Linked DNA regions of Mus musculus: region 1 is linked to region 2. The links are chromatin contacts, found by Hi-C or POLR2A ChIA-PET in ENCODE. All regions are on one chromosome and are shown on one strand. Each heading gives the region's core, a stretch centred on a gene start or an enhancer-like site at or near the end of the contact. The rest is flanking DNA. Distances are from core to core; before and after follow the strand shown. Region 1 holds the start of Plcd4 (phospholipase C, delta 4). Region 2 holds the start of Cnot9 (CCR4-NOT transcription complex, subunit 9).

Evidence for each region. A loop is a pair of places that touch in the nucleus more often than their neighbours do. ChIA-PET counts read pairs that join two places held with the same protein, here RNA polymerase II (POLR2A).
Region 1: a map of gastrocnemius shows a loop between it and region 2 (2.3-fold over the local background). The contact joins the promoter of Plcd4 here to the promoter of Cnot9 in region 2. A Hi-C loop is called at or near these places in 3 of 37 maps with a recorded cell type or tissue (gastrocnemius and regulatory T cell). POLR2A ChIA-PET finds 5 or more read pairs at or near these places in 3 of 5 experiments (Patski and embryonic stem cell).

Annotation. Positions count from the first base shown.
Region 1 is chr1:74,540,855-74,546,703 of GRCm38, forward strand. It overlaps Plcd4 (phospholipase C, delta 4), which reads left to right and starts at 3,506. Exons shown (of 18, transcript NM_148937.2): 1 at 3,506-3,796. It also overlaps a transcript of Usp37 not described here.
Region 2 is chr1:74,504,008-74,510,812 of GRCm38, forward strand. It overlaps Cnot9 (CCR4-NOT transcription complex, subunit 9), which reads left to right and starts at 2,053. Exons shown (of 8, transcript NM_021383.5): 1 at 2,053-2,454. The coding sequence starts at 2,431. It overlaps Usp37 (ubiquitin specific peptidase 37), which reads right to left and starts at 1,814. Exons shown (of 24, transcript NM_001310662.1): 1 at 1,653-1,814.

The sequences.
Region 1 (5,849 bases), core at 2,256-4,755, 38 kb after region 2:
CTATAATAGAAGCAATATAAACCTACAGGAAATGTATGACAGAAAAAAAAATTTTTTTTTTTTTTTTTGGTTCTTCGAGACAGGGTTTCTCTGTATAGCCCTGGCTGTCCTGGAACTCACTTTGTAGAGCAGGCTGGCCTCAAGCTCATAAATCTGCCTGCCTCTGCCTCTGGAGTGCTGGGATTAAAGGCGTGCACCACCATGCCCAGCTTCAGAAAATTATTTTTTAATGAAGGACCACCCCCACCTCTGTTAGTACTCAAGACTAAAACTAGATCAAGGCCAGCTATGCATTCATTCTACCACAAGGCCTTCCTAAAGTAATCTCCAGGCTGGCTTTTGTAGCCATCACTTCTGAGGATTTTATTTTAATGGAACCTAAGACTTAGCTATCAATAACCACTAATGGCAGACTATTAGGCGGTTGAGAGGTATTTGAGATAACTCTAAGAGGCAGCCAAAACTCAAAACACTCAACGTCGTGTCCACCTCACAAAGCTCGTTCCCTCTGGGCTTGTGACTAAAATACACCACTGAAAAAGAACCTCACGGGAGTTCCATATACGTGCCCTACGTCCATAACTGCCTTAACTGCCAGCCACTGGGTCAGAAAAGCCAGGCTTCGCAATCTTCCCAAGGCAGAGCAAATCTGAGCCCAGCTGTGATGCTTGGGAGTGGACAAGGGCCGGTTCTCTTTACTGCCAACACATCGTCTAGAGTGCTGTAGAAACTTCTAGTGCCTTAGTTTTCATTTGTGAAGTATGGGGTCATAACACCCCTTTCCTCTTCTAATCTGGTTGTCTTCCCTCCATCTTGGTTTCTGTGCCTATTCATTTACTCTTGGAAGGAGCTTGTTCCTTTATGAGTGCCCTCTCTCTTACTTTGCTCTGGTGTTTTTTGGTTTTTTTGGTTTTTTTTTTTTTTGTTGTTGTTGTTACAAAGTTGGAATTTATTAAAAGATATTTTTAACATTGGTTTTTAAGTACAAAACAGAAAGACAGAGGGAAGAAAGATACATAGGAGCATGGATGTGGCCTTTCCTAAAAGAGTCTGAATAGAGTAAGCTTGCTTCATCTCTACCCATACCTTTATTATGTGTGGCCAGAATGATAAGGGAACAGGGTTGTGAGTTCAAGGCCAGCTAGGCTACATAGCAAGACTCCCTCATCAATAAATAGATATCCTGTCACTGAACAAATGATTACAAGAGAAAAGAGGACATTAGGGTGTGTGTGGGGGCGGTTGCTGAGGATGTGGTTCAGCTGGCAAAGTACTTGCCCACTATACACACAGATCTGGGTTTCATCCTCACCACCATTTAAACTGGCCACAGTGGTGCACACCTGAGTCTCAGCACTCAAGCGGTGGAGGCAGGAGGATCTATAAGGTCATCCATCCCCAGCTACAAATCAAGTTTAAGAACATATCAAATTCAAGGTTAGTCTGGGCCACAAGAAACCCTGTCTCAAGAAACAAACAAACAAAAGCAGCCACCATATACACAGGAGCTGTTTCACACGTGTGCACAGATACTGTCCCTTCAAACTACTGTTTCTTCCTTTCTCCCTGTCTTGCTCAGCTCCTGTATTTTTACAGACTCAGATTGACTGCCCTTTCGAGGCAGGATGCAGAAACACAGGAGCAAGCTGGTGGAAAGCGATACCATGGAGAGCAGCCAGATGAATTGAGGGCAAAAACAGCGGTATTCCACACAGACTCTGAGCAGAATGAAAAGCAGTGATTCACAGCACACTGCAGTAAACAGGCTTGGCTTTCACTCTGAGAACAATTGTGGGATTGGGGTCAGTAAGGGGTCCAGGTGGGGAGGCATCAAGATACAAGGCAGCCAGGCTCCTCCTCCCTAGAGATGCGTCGCTATCAACCTCAATCCATTGCCTTAATCCTTTTCTGCAACCCCACCCCCACAATTCCTCCTGTTGACCAGTGCCCTGGGCCTTTAAGAGTTGGATAGGCTGGACCTAGGAGAGCGCTCACACCTCTCCCCACCCCACTCCTCCTCTCTGGCTGTAACTCTGCCAGTTTACAGCAGCAAACTGCAGTGGAGGGTGGAAGCAGTCAAGTGCAAAGGAGAAAAGGAGTCTTGTTCTCAGCGGAGAGCACTGCGGAGCTCGGGAGGCGACCCTCGCAGACACAAGATTACTATCCTACCTACGGTAAGGGCCCTGAGCTCTAACCAACCTCTGGCCAAGCTGAGTCCTGCCTGAGTCCTAACTCAGCTCTACAGATGCATACCTGTATTAGGTTAAACTAGGCTCCTTTTCCCACCCTGAGGCTACACAGAACTCCCCCCCCCCCTTCCTGGTTCTCTCGAATTTATCCTCTCTGCCTCTTAAAAACCATTTTCTTTCTAGCTGTGTCAATCACCCTTTTATAGAGAAACCTCTTAGCTGTACGGGGCAATGAGTGCTGACCCTAGCCACTGTGTCTCAGAGGTGAATCCACCCCAGGAAGATGGGAGGCAGAATGAGAATAGATTCTCATCAATGAAGATGCATTAAGAGACTGTTGAGGGTTACCAAATGAGGGTGTTCAAAACGCATGAGACAGTTGAACTCGTGGTAATAAAGAGATGATTTTAAGATAACCTTGGAAAGAGTCAGGGTTTGAGTTTATTCTGTGCTCTGGTTTTTGCCTGCTTAACAAGCCGAGGCAAGTTCTTGGTACACTAGCAGGTTGTATGCCATGGGACTTTAAGGCCACAGACAACTGTTTGATCTGGACTTGGATTTAGGGCTCCCCAAGGTTGCCTTTTTGCCAGAACTGCTTATTAGGGTGCCCACTAAATATGTTCTCCTCATCCCTGGAAACTGTAATTTGACAAATTCTAAAACGCTCTCATGGAGATGATTGATCTAGGCTTAAGTCTCTGGACTTGAGAGAGCCTTAAAGTTCTAACATTCTAAGGGCTATGACCTCTGAGCAGAGCCATCCTATCCACTTTATATGAAACAGGTTAGCCATAACCCTTCTCAGAAGTGAGAACATAGACAAAATAGCTCTCTTCCTTCCTACCTCCCAGAAAGAAATTTGAGACATGCTGACTTCCTACTATAATGTCATTGGCACTTGGTGTTGACACTTCCAAACTCCGAGGATCATATAAAGCTATTTGGAAGTACAAGATCCTAAATATATATATGTGTGTGTGTGTGTGTGCTAATCTCCCCCCACCCTGAACCTAGGCCACCCTCCAACTTCCTATATAGCCAATGATGACCCTTGAACGCCCCTGATCCTTCTGTTTGCACCTCCCATGTGTTAAGATTGCCACTGTGCCTGGCTGACCCAATCTCTCTTACTTTTAGAATTTTATCCTTTGTGTCCTTGCTGGTGCCCCCTCTCCCAGATCCTCTGTTTCTTCTCGCCCCACTGCACCTGCATCCGTTGTAACCATCCTTCCTTTCAGACACTAGCGGGAACACCAAGACTTGGAACACTTAGGTTCTAACACATTCTTTGGGCACTTTGTTTAGTCAGTCTCCTAGGATACAGGGAAAAATGAGGCTGAAAGGAGAGGCATGTTACTGAGTGTCCAAATGAAAGTGCCCTCTCTCCTGGACTGTAGATTCGAAATCCTTAAAGGGGCTGAGAGCCAGGGCTATTGGGAATTAGTGGAGATAAAGGAGGGGAATGGCAGGAAAGGGTGATGGAGAAAGAGGAGGAGGAGAAGGTTAAGAAGAGAACACAAAAAGCTTGACTTGAGGGAGCAGAGAGGCTGGTGAGAGAGAAAGGAATGAGCTAGGAAGAAAGAAAAGTCAGACATGGGATGGGAAAGGTAAGACAACGGGAAGAAAAGGAAGTTGTTTGGCGGTATGTAGGGGACCCAGAAGATAATGGAGTGGAGAGAAAGACCATCGGTGTCCCTCACCGATCGCAGGCCTTCCTTCAACATGCTTTCTGGAGAAGGCCCTTTCTAAGGGAAGAGTTGGTGAATTCTGCACCGGTTGTAGAGAGACCTGCAATCTATTGCAGTTGTGTCACTGAAGGACCCTGTCAGGACAGCCAATCTTTCTGGTCTTCAGTCTCCTCCATGAAGCTCAGGTCTTGTACACTGTGGCTTCCCTGAGGTGCTGCTGACACTCTTGCCCATACTACACACAGACGCAAGCTAAAACCACCGCTCTTGAGTGGGGACAGGTTAGACAGGGGGGAAAGAGGCAGTTTGTTTGTTTGCTTGTTGTTTTTCGAGACAGGATATCTCTATGTAACCCTGGCTGTCCTGGAACTCACTCTATAGACCAGGCTGGTCTCAAACTCAGAAATCTGCCTGCCTCTGTCTCCCAAGTGCTGGGATTAAAGGCGTGTGCCACCACTGCCCAACAAGAAAGAAGTAGTTTTTTAAGGCTGGCTAGGGAAACTGTTTTTGGATCCTGGGCTCTGTTCTCAGGTTTCCCATGTTTCAGGACATGTAAGGTTCCTGGACACAGGAACAGAGAAGGTAATTCTGTTTTCTTCCAATCCCAAGACCAACTACAGAGTCCTGTGCCTACAAGGTGGAAACTTCAATCTCAGGTCACCCTCAGCCCACTATGGTCTGAGCAACCAAGGAATTTAAGAGTGACCTGTTACTTTGGCCTCTGGTCTTCATACAGCAATTTTTTGTTTGTTTGGTTTTTTTGTTTGTTTGTTTTTTCGAGACAGGGTTTCTCTGTATAGCCCTGGCTGTCCTGGAACTCACTTTGTAGACCAGGCTGGCCTCGAACTCAGAAATCCGCCTGCCTCTGCCTCCCAAGTGCTGGGACTAAAGGTGTGCGCCACCACACCCGGCTCATACAGCAGTTTTAAGCCATATGAAGATTCCAAATAGTTTTCCACACCTGGAAAAAGAGATGCTTTCTGTCCCTGAAGGAGCTCTTTGGGACCCTTCTTCCATCCAGAGGGCTCTTAGCTAGGAGCACATACTCAATTCTCCTCCTAAAACTGTCCTAGCTGTTTCTCTCCTTTGCCCCTCACTCCTCTACCCCTTTAGGGTGCCCTCTCTAGGTCTTCAAGCCAGGGAAGGTACATTCTCGGTGACTCTCATCCTCTCCTTAGGGGTTACTGCTAGCTGTGATGCTGTAGAAGCTCAGCACTCGGGAGGCAGAGGCAGGCGGATTTCTGAGTTCGAGGCCAGCCTGGTCTATAGAGTGAGTTCCGGGACAGCCAGGGCTATAGAGTGAGTTCCGGGACAGCCAGGGCTATAGAGAAATACTTTGTCTCAAAAAAGAGTTACTCCTAACTAGGTGACTTTATAGGTCTTCTTATTAAAGATGGACGGAAGAGCAGGGCAAAGTGGCACACACTTTTAATCCAGCAATCGAGAGGCAGATGAAGGGGGAATCTCTGTGAGTTTGAGGCCAGCCTGATCTACAAGGTGAACTGCAGGAGAGACAGGGCTACAAGGAGAGACCCTGCCTAGAAAGAAAGAAAGAAAGAGAGAAAGAAAGAAAGAAAGAAAGAAAGAAAGAAAGAAAGAAAGAAAGAAAGAAAGAAAGAAAAGAAAGAGAGAAAGAAAGAAGAGAGAGAGACAGAGAGAGAGACAGACAGACAGACAGACAGAGAGGGCAATTAGGGCTCTAATATGCTATGTGGCTATACAGGTCACATCACATCTTAAATTATTCTCTTGCTTATTCATCTGTTGGATGATACTTTAAAATGTATTGGTTCTATGAATATAGGTATTTTTCCTGAATGCATGTCTATGTACCACTTGGTGCCCACTGAAGCCAGAAGAAGATGTTGAATCTTTTGGGACTGGAGTTACAGATGGTTGTGAGCCACTGTATCAGTGTTGGGAATTGAACCTAGCATCTCTGGAAGAACAGCCAGTGCTCTCAAATACTGAG
Region 2 (6,805 bases), core at 803-3,302:
GAGAAAACAAGAAAAACAAAACAAAACAAAACCCAGGGAGATCAGATAAGAAAGTAGTGTTTTTAACTCATAATTACAATAATAATTCTTACTTGACAGATTCTGAGTGTCAATACTTTAGGGAGTTTATAGCACTCATAATAATCCACTAAGGTGAGAACTTTTGTTTATTTGTTTTTAGAGACGGGTTTTTCTGTGTACCGCCACCCCCCCAACCCCAGCTATCCTGGAACTCACTCTGTAGTCCAAGCTGGTCTTGAACTCGGAGATCCATCTGCCCCTGCCTCCCATTACCCAGGTAAGCTAAGAACTCTTACTCCTATTCTACAGGTGAGAATAGGAATAAGGGAGATCAAGTCCCTATGAAAAAGAACTGTGGTTTGAATTAGAAAAGTCAAAGTGAAGAAGGTCAGAAATAAATGCAAAACATATATTAGAAGTAAAACAGAACTTGGAAAGGATATGAACACATAGGATGAAGAAATCAAGACTGCTTCTCAAGCTTCTACCCAGTGTCACTGAACAAATGGCTATGTGTCATCAAAATGGACATGCATGCCGCTTGTGGTGTAGTGGACACTGGAAAGGAGAGAATTTGGGTACAAGAGACAGATTGACTCCAGTTTTTAAAGGTATCATATTTGAAATTCCTAAGGGGAGAAAAAATCAAGCTGAGATGTTAAGCAGACAGTTGGCTATTTGAATATGGAGCTGAAAATAAGAAAATCTCAAGTTATCAACATATAGCAGAATTTAAAGCTTAGAGAGAAATGGAAGTACAACAGGGGAGAACCCCAGTCCAAAACCAAATCATTTACCCTGACAAAATTTCTTACCAACTGATTACATCTGTCCTTGGGTCTTCAGTCCCTCCTTTTCCTTTTGCCAGTATGCAACACTATTCTTTTGAATATTCACCCAAATATTAACATGACAAATGACAAACATCATACAAACACACTAGAGCCTATCTGTCTGGCCCAGAAGCCTCCTCTAATACTTAACACAATAAACCAAAATGCCCCCTTAACATTCCCTCTTAGATTAGTTCTTTCAACTATAGACTCATCAGGTACTGTTAACTCGCCAAAGGAATATCTGAAAAACACTACAGTACAACTCTCCAACGACACGGAACTTTATTACCTTTTTATTTTTCTCCAGATTTTGATTTAAAATTGGTTCAATAGACACCGTCAGTGTCCTGGCTAGATATGGGTAGCAACCAAAGGCACGACAAAAATTACACTCCCTTTCAGCGAGTAATGTCTAAGAGGAGTAGGAAAGTAAAGAATGGTCAAGCGGGCGTGTGAATATCGCAGTCAAGGTTTTAATGGATATGTGGCAACAAAGTCACCTGTAAAGACAGCAGGCCTTGCAGGGAGGTACGCTGAGACCACCTGAACCTTGGTGAAGAGAGGCCAGATTTAGAATGCAGAAAGCAAGTGACAACACGGACGCGTTAAAGGAGAAGTAAAGGGGGCAACACTCGAACGGGGCACCTGTAAGGCATTGGGTATCCAAGGACCCGGGGCGGGCTAAGCAGCAGCCGGGAGAACTCTGAAGTGGACGCCGAGTGGGCGGACCGCAGGGGTGGGGTGGGGGTGCCGGGGAAAACGGCTCAATTCAGAAGCTGTCCCGGCTCGTCTTACCTGCGCTAGAGGGTCCCAGCTCCGGACAAGCTTGCCGGAAGCACAAAGTTCCCGCGGAGGGGGTGGAGCCGAAAGGCTCGGAAGGAAGGGGCTCTACTAGCCCCAGAGAGCGAGGCCGGTCTCTCTCCTAGCACACCTAAACCCGCTGATGGCGGGAACTATGACTACACGCAAACACGTACGGACGCACGCACTCTCGACGCAACCAGTCCAGGCGCGTGCGCGTAAGCGCGCAAGTCCCGCCCCTCAAGCATTCGCTCTGCCCCTCACCATGCCCAGCCCCTAACCCGGGCGGCCCCGCCCCCGCCGTGACGACACTGTAATACACATGCGCACCGTCCACTTTACCAACTTTGGCCCTCCTACCATTTTCCTCACGCGCAACCGCTTGAGCATGCGCAATTCGTGTCCTTCCAAGCCTGCTGGCCTTTTCCCGCCCTTGTCTGGCCTTCGGGAGAAAGTCAGAGTTCACGTCTCTCAAAGGATTTACCTGCGATGCTGTGGGGATACGAGGGCCAGTAGTTTGCAGACGTCATTTTGATCCCGAATCTGAAGGTTCAAAGAACATACTTTGAGATTATTTGCTAGGCCGAGGTCCGGGAGGCGGGAAAGGGCTGGGTGGGCGGAGGGTCAGAGGTGAGAGGTCAAAGGCCCGCGAAGGGGGCGGAGCGAGGCGGAGGCGGATGGCGGCACTTCATCTTGGGCATCAGAGCCGCTGAAGCTGGGACGCGGGTCCGGTGCGTCCGGCGGGAGGAGGAGTGCGGCGGCCGCTCCAAACATGCACAGCCTGGCAACGGCAGCGGTGAGTGGTTGCTCCCGCTCGGATGTCCGTCTCAGCCTGTTTTCTAGCTCCCAGATCCGGGCCCTGAGTCCAGCTGCTCCTGCCCCTAGTCGCAAGGTCTGGGGGTCTCCACACGCCGACCGTGGCGGAGCCGGACCCCCGCTGTTCCCTCTCATCCCCTCCCGCCCCCTCTCCTGGCCTGGCGCGCGGCCTCTCGCGTTGTTTGCCAGCGCCAAGGCCTGGTCCCGCGCCCCGCGCTGCCCCAGCAGGCCATTCATTGATTCCTTTGCGCCTGGCGTCAGTTTATCTGGACGCGGGTTGTGAATGCTGGGCGTCGGCGGGGATGAGGATACTGCCACGGCCATTCGCTCTGGTCCCGTGATCCTAGACTTCCTCGCCTAGGCACATCTCAGTGGTTCGGAAATGGGCTTCTAGCTCAAGCCACTTGCTTTTTGCATGAGGAAAGACTTCCTCACGCCTCGCGTTTTATCTTTTAACAAGAAAAGCAAATCATGTATTATACCTCCCTAGAGTCGTACTATGGCTTTCGGTTAAATTTAGAGAAAGTAGACTCCTTCCCTGGCCTACAAGCCCTGTATGATGTGGTCCTTAGTCACGTTTATGGGCTTGGTTTTTGTCACTTGCTCCCTAAGCTCCGACCAAGAAGTATATGAACTTTTCTGTTACATATTCTCTACCTGGAATGTCTTTCTTAGGACTCTGCCTCCATACATACACACAAGTTTACCTCAGAGTGACTTTTTCCGACCATATTCATAGTAGCTTGTAACCCCAACATTTTCTCATATAGAGCACCGATCCCACGGTTTAATTACTAGACTTTTATATTTTATTTTACTTTTACTTGTGGGTTGTCTGTACTCTGTAAGTCAGGGGCAAGTATTTGGTGAGGCCTGTTCACTTGTTTTCCCCACCACTGGGACAGTTCCTACTACAGTAAGGTAAGCACTCAAATAATGCTGACTGAATGGCTACACTCACAACCATACTGGAAGCAGCATAGTTTAAAGACACTTCCAAAGGCCAGTTTCACTTTGTTTCACCAAGGGGAAATGCTATCAGGAAAATAATGTATTTAGATTACATTATGAGACAACGTAACATAATGACTAAATAAAATATGAAAAACTACCTTAACTTCAAGTATAAAAAGAAATATTTAGGACAGCCGTGCTTGGGATTTCTGTGAATTTTGAGGCCAGCCTGGTCTATATGGAAAGTTCAGGCCACCATGATAGCATAGTGATATCCTGACCAAAAAGAAAAGAAAAACATCCTCCAGAGGGTGGTGGCAGCACCTCTGTAATATCAGCTCAGACAGGCAGATCACAAGTTCAAGACCAGCCTGGCAATTTAATAAGACTATCTCAGAAAACATTTTTAAAAAGATGGGTAGAGATATTAATTATAGGAGAATATTTGATCTGGCATGTGTGACACCCTTGGTTCAGTCTCCAGAGACTCCTCCCAAAAGTAAACAATCTGATTGGCATGACAATGCTTTTAATCCCAGCACCCAGGGAAGCAGAGGCAGGCAGATCTCTGCATTCAAGGGCAGCCTGGTCTACAGAGCGTTTTATTTAGGCCAGCCTGAGATACACAGTAAGATGCAGTCTCAAAAGGGAAGAAAAAAAGCAAGCGACTCAGCTAAGTGTAACTGAGACCTAGACAGGAACACATTGCTCAGGAACCAGTGAGGTGGCCTAGTGGGTAAAGTCACTTGTTGCCAAGTGTATTGACCGGAGTTAAGTCCCCAGAACTCACAATACACACAAACTAATAAACATTCATTTAAAAAAAACTAAGAACATACTACTTCATGAAGTTGATTTCTTCTTTTCAGAGCAAGTAATATTTTATATCCTGTCTCTGTTTATACTTGTTAAAATTCTTAAGGGACTATAGTTTCCATAGGTGTGTGTGTGTGTTTATTTAAGCACAAATAAAGTATATATGTAAGCCACATACTCATTTCCTTCATTGTCAGCCTGATTGGTAACTGAAGGCCAGCTGTGTTGTTTTTTTCTGTAGTGATTTTGCAGTTCTTAGAGGAAACACTGAGAAATCTCAGCATAGTAGATTTGTTACAAAGAAACATTTCAAGCTTTCTAATGCTGTAGACCAGAAGTTTCCAGAAGCCACTGGGCAGCATGTACTTCATTTTGTTCCCATGATTATGCTAGTCATGAGAATCTAGTCTTTTAATCTTCTCCATACCTTTTGTCAATCAATACCTCCGGGTTTCCTGTCACCCTTAGTTTTGACATTGGTCTGATTGGTCCTCTTTTTGATGATCTCACTTCACCAAGGTCTGGGATGAGCCATTAAGGGAGGAAGGAAATGGCAGTCGACTGACAGACAATAATGGGAAAGAAGCCCCTAGCTGCTTTTGTTCCTTCTTTCCCAGTTATACATATTATTTGAGACTCATCAAGTTGAAAGGTGGCGGTGGTAAGCGAATTGTTCAAGGTTAGATGGTAGATCTCAGCATCTGAACATACATGCTTCAATACCAGTCTCCTCTCCTCTGCCCAGATTCTCATTTTCCTTTTTTTCCCTCCCTAATGCATTATTTGAGTAGCTGTTATAACTGTGGCACATTAAGCTAACCATAGTGGTACGTGTCTTTGGTGAGCAGGAGGGGGCAGATCTCTTCAAGTTCAGGACAATCAGGGCTACATAGACCCTCTCAAAAAGCAAAACAAAAACCTGTGGTACGCTACTTATAAAAAGTTCTCAATATATAGTTCTTCAAACTACATTTATAGTGCCATACATAAGTTTAAAAACATGCGTTATGCTGCTTGACCCACATGGCAGCTCTAACAGTTTTTTTTGTACCAGACATTCATTAGGATAATTGATAAGGGATAAGACTGAAGGATACAAATTTGACCCAGTTTCTTCACCATCCCCTATGTCTACAATTCATACTGTTATGTTATTTTGATCTGAGCAGAAAAAAATAATACAGTTTGCTAGGAACTGAGATGGAGCGTTACACACAGCAGTTCCCACAGTAACCTAAGTCTTGAGAAGATGCTTGAGTTTTGCTTAATAATGAAAACTAGTGATGTGCTTATCTGTGTGGATGTACGTGTCCGGAGACCGACCAGAGGTCAACCTTGAGAGTTGTTCCTCTGGAGTGGTACTTGAAATGGGGTCTCTGACCTGGATCTTGCAGATTTGACTAAGTTGGCTGGCCAGTACACCTCAGTGATCTGTCTGTCTGCTTCTACAGCATTGGGATTACATGGGCAACCAAAGCCAGCTTTTTAGGTTGGTCCTAGAAATTAAACTCAGATCCCATATTTTCAAGCATATTACTGACTGGACCATCTCCCCAGCCCTAAAGTTACTTTTTTTTTCCTTCCCTGTTTATGTGTGTGTGTTGCTGTGAATTGAGTTTGGGGCCCCATATGTACTAGGCAAGCGATCTACTACTGAGCTATTCCCAGCTCTGTCTTTATATACACACACAGGGGAGGGGGGACCATACCTTTAGCAAGGAAATTGGAAATACTATTAAAGGACAATGAATACAGGGTGTTATTCACTAAAGACACAGTTATAAAAGTTGAATTATAATATAGTATGGTCTTGTCATTATGAAATAATATCCTAATACCATTCATTATCATCAAAACAAAATTTCTTTTTTCTATTTTACACAAACAGAAAACAATAAGGGGTTATTTACAAAATTAATAAAGGGAACGAGGGGAGATAGCTAACCAGGTAAGAGCACTCGCTGCTCAAAGCATAAGAACCTAAGTTCAAGTCCCCAGTGCGCACATAAAAAGCCAGCTATGACTGCATATCTGTGACCCCAGAGCTCCAAGATTATGGACAGAAGAATCGCTAGGGTTTGCTAACTACCAGCCTAGTACCAGGTTCAGTGAGAACCTCGTCTCTGTACACTTCAGCCTCACATATGTATATACCACACCTGCACTCATACTATGTAAATAAGTAGCATGCTAATGTAAGGTGGATTGATGACATTTGAGTTACAAGAGACTATACAGTATTCGCTGGAGTAGAGCCCTGTTTTAATCTTGCTGAGTATTGAGGATGGTAATTAATAGTCTAAAATAAATTTCTCAGATGATTTTGTGACTGGGTATGTATTAATAGTTGAACTAACTATGCAAATCCAACTATTAATAAACTGGTGTAACAATAATAAAGTTTTGTTATGGTTATAAGAAATAATTTCTTCAACTTCAAGGGAAGATGTTTGATTTCAATCACATAGACCAGATAGGGATACTGAAAAGTGGTTTTAGATAAATTGAACTCTGCCAAGTCACTGTGTGACCCTGAGCATGTTAATCCTTTATTAACCTGT